2 separate regions of the Homo sapiens genome follow, and region 1 is linked to region 2. The links are chromatin contacts, found by Hi-C or POLR2A ChIA-PET in ENCODE. All regions are on one chromosome and are shown on one strand. The core of a region is the stretch at or near the end of the contact, and the rest is flanking DNA. Distances in the headings are between cores, read along the strand shown.

Evidence for each region. Hi-C counts contacts between places; a loop is a spot of excess contacts on that map. ChIA-PET counts read pairs that join two places held with the same protein, here RNA polymerase II (POLR2A).
Region 1: a loop to region 2 is called in a map of mesothelial cell of epicardium, with 31 times the contacts of the local background. The contact joins two enhancer-like sites. A Hi-C loop is called at or near these places in 1 of 168 maps with a recorded cell type or tissue (mesothelial cell of epicardium). POLR2A ChIA-PET finds 5 or more read pairs at or near these places in 1 of 52 experiments (GM10248).

What each region holds. Positions count from the first base shown.
Region 1 is chr2:235,629,613-235,632,406 of GRCh38, forward strand. The region is part of intron 1 of AGAP1 (ArfGAP with GTPase domain, ankyrin repeat and PH domain 1); the gene reads left to right. Among named protein-coding and RNA genes, the nearest start is that of TNRC17, 110 kb to the left of the region's middle. RefSeq lists an enhancer at 1,607-2,480. Within about 2 kb of position 1,284, at least 2 of the 41 ENCODE cell types and tissues checked have a DNase peak (open chromatin) inside an H3K27ac peak, as active enhancers do.
Region 2 is chr2:235,576,333-235,579,032 of GRCh38, forward strand. The region is part of intron 1 of AGAP1 (ArfGAP with GTPase domain, ankyrin repeat and PH domain 1); the gene reads left to right. Among named protein-coding and RNA genes, the nearest start is that of TNRC17, 60 kb to the left of the region's middle. Within about 2 kb of position 1,324, at least 6 of the 41 ENCODE cell types and tissues checked have a DNase peak (open chromatin) inside an H3K27ac peak, as active enhancers do.

The sequences.
Region 1 (2,794 bases), core at 34-2,533, 53 kb after region 2:
AATCCCAGCACTTTGGAAGGCCAGGGCAGGGGGATTGCTTGAGCCCAAGAGTTTAAGACCAGCCCTGGCAACATAGTAAGACCCTATCTCTACAATAAATGTAAAAAAAAAAAAAAATAGCTGGACGTGGTGGCGTGTACTTGTAGTCCCAGCCCCTCTGGAGGATCCCTTGAGCCAGGAGGTCAAGACTGCAGTGAGCCATGATCATACTACTGCACTCCAGCCTGGGTGACTGAGGGAGACCCTGTCTCAAAAAAAAAAAAAAAAAAAAGAAAGAACAGAAATCACCATTGATAATGTGGCATGAATAGACTTCATGACAGACATTACTCCAGAGATTTTTATGATGCTTTATTAATTAAAGTATCATCTTCAAAGCAGATGTTAACCACTTCATCACTGTATACAAAATGTCTGATTACATTTAATTTTTTTTTCCAGCAGGATGGAAATGCATTAAGATGAAACTTTAAAAATATAGGACTGTAGAAAGATTTTGTGCCAAATTAAACATATACTGAAACAAATAAGTTGTTTTTTGAAAACCCAGGGAGCTATCACACGATTGTTAATATTTTAGTGGAATTCCTCCTAAACGTCTTTCTGTACTTTTTTTTTTGAGACAAAGTCTTGCTCTGTTGCCCAGGCTGGAGTGCAATGGCACTATCTCAGCTCACTGCAACCTCTGCTTCCCGGGTTCATCCAATTCTGCCTCAACCTCCCGAGTAGTTGGGATTACAGGTGTGCACCACCAAGCCCAGCTAATTTTTGTATTTTTAATAGAGACAGGGTTTCACCATGTTGATCAGGCTGGTCTCGAACTCCTGACCTCAGGTGATCCACCTGCCTCGGCCTCCCAAAGTGCTGGGATTACAGGCGTGAGCCACCATGCCCGGCCCCTGTACATTGTTTTTTTAAAGATGTTTGAGATAGGGTTTGTAGCCTTATTAACACATTAGCATTTTTCCGTGTCGTGTTGTAATATTGCACATCCATGTTACTGGTAAGCTGTATTTGAGAAAGAATTAGGGGGTTAGTTTGGGGAGCAGCAGCTGATGTGTGCCTCAGTTCTCAAGTTAATTGGTCCTGCTCCTTCTCTGCCCTGGTGTGCCCCTCGGCTCGCCACTGGCTTAGGTGCAGGTACATTTGTCCTTCATCGGAACAGGACCACCCTCCCTTGGCTGCCACCATGGCAACGCTCAGCCCCGCTGCCTCCGTTTGTCATTTCTCCTCCTAATGATTTGAACTGAGGTCTGTGTGCTGGCCCAGCCCGTTGCGGGTCTGCATAATGTATGAACACGAGTGACAGCCAGCCGCAGCCCGATCAAAACAAAGAGCCGCTGCACGAGAGGGGCAGATTGCGGAAGCATATTGTGAACACATTCTCTGGTAACTGTGAATCGTGTCGTAAAACGCGTCTTTGGCCTGTCAAAAATATTTTGACAGGGCCCACAGTCTAGCTCCTTCATATGCAAATGCACTGGTAATGCCTGGATACCAGGGTTACACACTCAGGGAAAATCCACAGGACGAGGGCTGATGTTAGCAGGGTTCATTACTTCTGCAAATAAACACGTTGAAGAGCCTCCTTCCAGTGGGTAAATGGCAAACTCGATAACTGGAATGCTGTCAGATCCCAGGGTAACAAAAGGGTGGTGTCCCCTAAAGGCTTGGAAGGATTGAGTTAGGAGAGTTCAACTGAAAAGTCAAGCATGGCGCAAGGAAGGACGATGGATTAGCCAACCATGACCGGCCAGGCTGTGCGAGCTAGCCAAGGAGAGGCCACGAGGCGGGAGAGCCAAGGAGGACAGCCTCCGGGTGGGCCATCACTGCTGGTAGAGAGGGTTTCTGGGTCCCAGGACCGGACTGCGTGGTCCTGGTTATACCTGCTGGTCAAAGGTCAGTCTGCCAAGGCCCCTCCTTGTGAAGATGGACACTGAGGGCACCCTTCCTAGAGGACCTATTTCCTCTTGGTGCTCTTCTGCTTTTTGCTTCTTCCCTGGGCTTGCTTTCCGTGTGATTCTGGGCAAGTTGGTTAACCTCTCTGTGCTTAGGTGACCTTCGATGGCACGGGGGATAGCAGTATCTGCTTCACATGGTCAGAAAATTCTGTGAGGTGACACACGGAGCCTTGGAGCTGCCTGTGGCAGGTGGCGGTGCTAATTAAGTTCCGGCTGTTGTGACGGTCTCCTCGGCTGGGTGGCCCTTCCTGCTGTCAGGTGTGGCCACTCTCGTGAGATGCAACTGGAGGTGTTTTGTGGCAGCTTCTGGAAGGCCTGCCTTTGACCCTTCCTTTCTGCTTTTTCCATCTGTTACCTGCATGCATATATGATGGCTGGCCACCATCTGAGACTGGGACAGCAAGGGTCATGTTGGCATTGGAAGGGGTCTGGGTTTATGGGGTCACCAGCCTCAAGGGACAGCCCACCTGGAGATTTTGTTAAGGGGTAAGAGAAATATTCTTCTGTCTTGTATAAGCCACTGTTATTTGGGGTTTTCAGACATATGTGGCCAAGTGATTCTAATTAGCATACAAGGTGAGAATGTGTTATCTGCAAGATCCAGAGCTTAGCCGCCCTGGCAGTTCAGTGACTTAAGGGGAGTTAATGAACTGGTTTTCTGACTTCATCTCCCACCACCAGAGCAGTGTTCGCATGAACTGCCCAGCCAGCTGTCCCCAGGAGCTAAAGAAGTCAGTTTCTGAGCTTCAGAGCCTTTGGCTATCCTCGGGGTGCCTCAGAGTAGTGAGGGCAGCTCTGGGGGACTGGGACCTCTCAGCCTCCCCTCTGCCTGT
Region 2 (2,700 bases), core at 74-2,573:
GGTTCACTAGAAGCTAATGCATTGATTATTTTTGTGTGTGTTGTACTCAGCACGTGCTTCTCAGTGCGCTGTGTCCTCATTTGCTGTTTCCCCTGAAGTTTGACGAGTATGGTATATTCTGGTCACCAGGCAGGTGGTGCTTGGGGAATATCTCCTCTCCGTGTGCTGGAAGCATTGCCTGATTTTAATGAGGTGACTCACTGCAGCTGGTTTTAAGAACTTTGTTGCAGGTATTGGTTGACTGCAGTGTTCCCAAGTGGTCGTGCTGTGCCCTAAAGGCTGCTAGAACCTCAGGGGCCGTTGAGGGCAGGTTCGAGTCCCGCAGGCAAGAAGGTGGAACTCTAGAGAGGAGGGGGATGCCTTGGCCTGGGCCCCCTCTGAGGGAGGACTGTCGCCCCTGCTGCTGGGAGCATCATTAGCTGCAGCTCCTCATGGAGAGATGCCCAGCGTAAGGGTACATCCTGTCAGACCCTCTTCCCGTGACTGTTCTTCCAGGGTGTGAAGGGCAGAAAGGTGGGGCCATCTGGACCCATCATGGGACAATTCTAATGGCCTCTCCATTGCTCCCTGTTGGGTTGGCGAGATGGCCTCAGGTTTGCCTGGCAGTTCAGCCTCTCTCTGGCCAGTTCTGCTTCTTCCCCTCCTTCCACAGGTATCCATCTTCCCTCCATACCCCAAATGCCAAACTCTACCTCTGCATCTTCACCAAGAAAAGCATTTCTGTTGTCCTGAAATATCAGGCCTTCCTGAACCCCCTTGTACCTCTGTCCAGTGGAAGTAGAATGCCAGCCACATACGTCATTTAAAGTTTTCTACTAGCTACATTAGAAAAAATAAAAGAAACAGATGAAATTAATTTTAATAAACTGTTTAATCCAACATATCCAAAATATTATCCTTTCATTGCAATTATCTGGAATTTGTGGACGAGGTTTGCTATAATCCTGTTTGGTACTGATGCTTTGGGTGGTGCTGTGTAATGTTCATTCATCGCACATTTCAATTCGGCCACATTTTAGTGCTCAGTAGCACCTGTGGCTGGAGCTACTGTATTGGGCACCACGGCCTTAGGGTTTTGATTAAAACCCCATTCTCTTGACCTTCTGCCCAAAGCCTTTGCCAGATGAGACACTGCCTCTCGCTGAATGCCTGCTTGGAGCAGAGTCCTGTGTTTGTTTGGAAATGATCGGAAGCTCCTGTGTCCCTGGTCGCTTGCTGGAGTCGGTGGGAGCTGAGAGTCCCTTGCTGCCCGGAGCATGGCTGTGTGGCTGCCTGACTACATGGTTCTTCCCCCGGTTATTTTTGTTTGGGCAGTTAACTCTGAGCATTCGGAACATTCGCCGAGTGGAACGTGTGTGTCGTCATCCCCTCGAAGGCTTGGCTGATTGAGCCAGTAAACAAAAAGTGCATTCAACACAGGCTTGTCTGCTGGCCTCCCCCGGGAGAGAGAGTAGGTTTGCTATTCCTGAAATGTAATCCCTCCTTCAGCGCTGCACAAAAGGCCCATGTCTGCTCGCTGGGACCTGATAGTTCGCCTTTGTACGGATGAAAAAAACCAAACACTGAGCCTGGTCTGAGCGGGGCTGTTTGTTGAGGCTCCTGATGCAGACAAGGGAGCAGTGTCTGCACAGGGGGTCTGGATCGCACCCGACACCATCCAGGTGCCTGCGTGTGCTGGTCCCGCCATCAGGACTTCCCCTCGTGAGGAGCTGGGTACCACTGTTATCCTGCCTGCTGGTCTGAGGGTCCGAGCGTGATTGGGAGCAGAGACAAGAGTTCCAGGGCGAGCCTCAGTTCTGGGACCACCATTGACCAGTAGAGCTATAAAGGACTTGGCCACCAAGGTTGGAGCTGAGCCCCCCATGTCATGAAACTGCCACTGTCAGAGCCAGCCTGAGCTCCACGGTGCCCGTCTCCTACCTGCACTGTGCCCCCACACCTTTGTTGACAAGGACCTGACCTCTCCTCAAACTACAACCTAAGAACCACAATGCCTGTTCCCCTTACCTGCCCCCAGGTGTCCTGGGAGAAGTCAGTGACATGATTAAGACCTTTAAAAATGATGGTAAGCATGTGCCAGTGTGAATGTACTTAGTGCCACTGAGCTGCACACTTAAAAGTGGGTAGAATGATGCATTTTGTGTGTATTTTGCCACAGTTTAAAAAATTACAGACTGGACGCAGTGGCTTATGCCACCCCAGCACTTTGGGAGGCTGAGGCAGGCGGATCACTTGAGGTCAGGAGTTTGAGACCAGCCTGGGCAACATGGTGAAACCTCGTCTCTACTAAAAATACAAAAAAATTAGCTGGATGTGGTGGTGTGCACCTGTAATCCCAGCTACTTGGGAGGCTGAGGCAGGAGAATTGCTTGAACCCAGGAGGCGGAGGTTGCAGTAAGCCGACATTGTGCCACTGCACTCCAGCCTGGGCAATACAGCGAGACTCAGTCTCAAAAAAAAAAAAAAAATTTTTTTTTTACAATAAGCTATTTAAATAAACATTTGTGTATAGCCCAATAGTTTTTCACTGTTGAGGGTCAAAATTTTACCTTTGTCTACCTATCTGCCTGTCCCTCTAGCTGTCAGTCACACAGACGGATATAGATATGTAATTTGAATTACTTCTGTTTCTTTCTCTTTGCTAGTCTAAGTCTTAGAAGAATTAAGGGTTTTCTTATTACTGGCTAAAGTTAAAAGGTA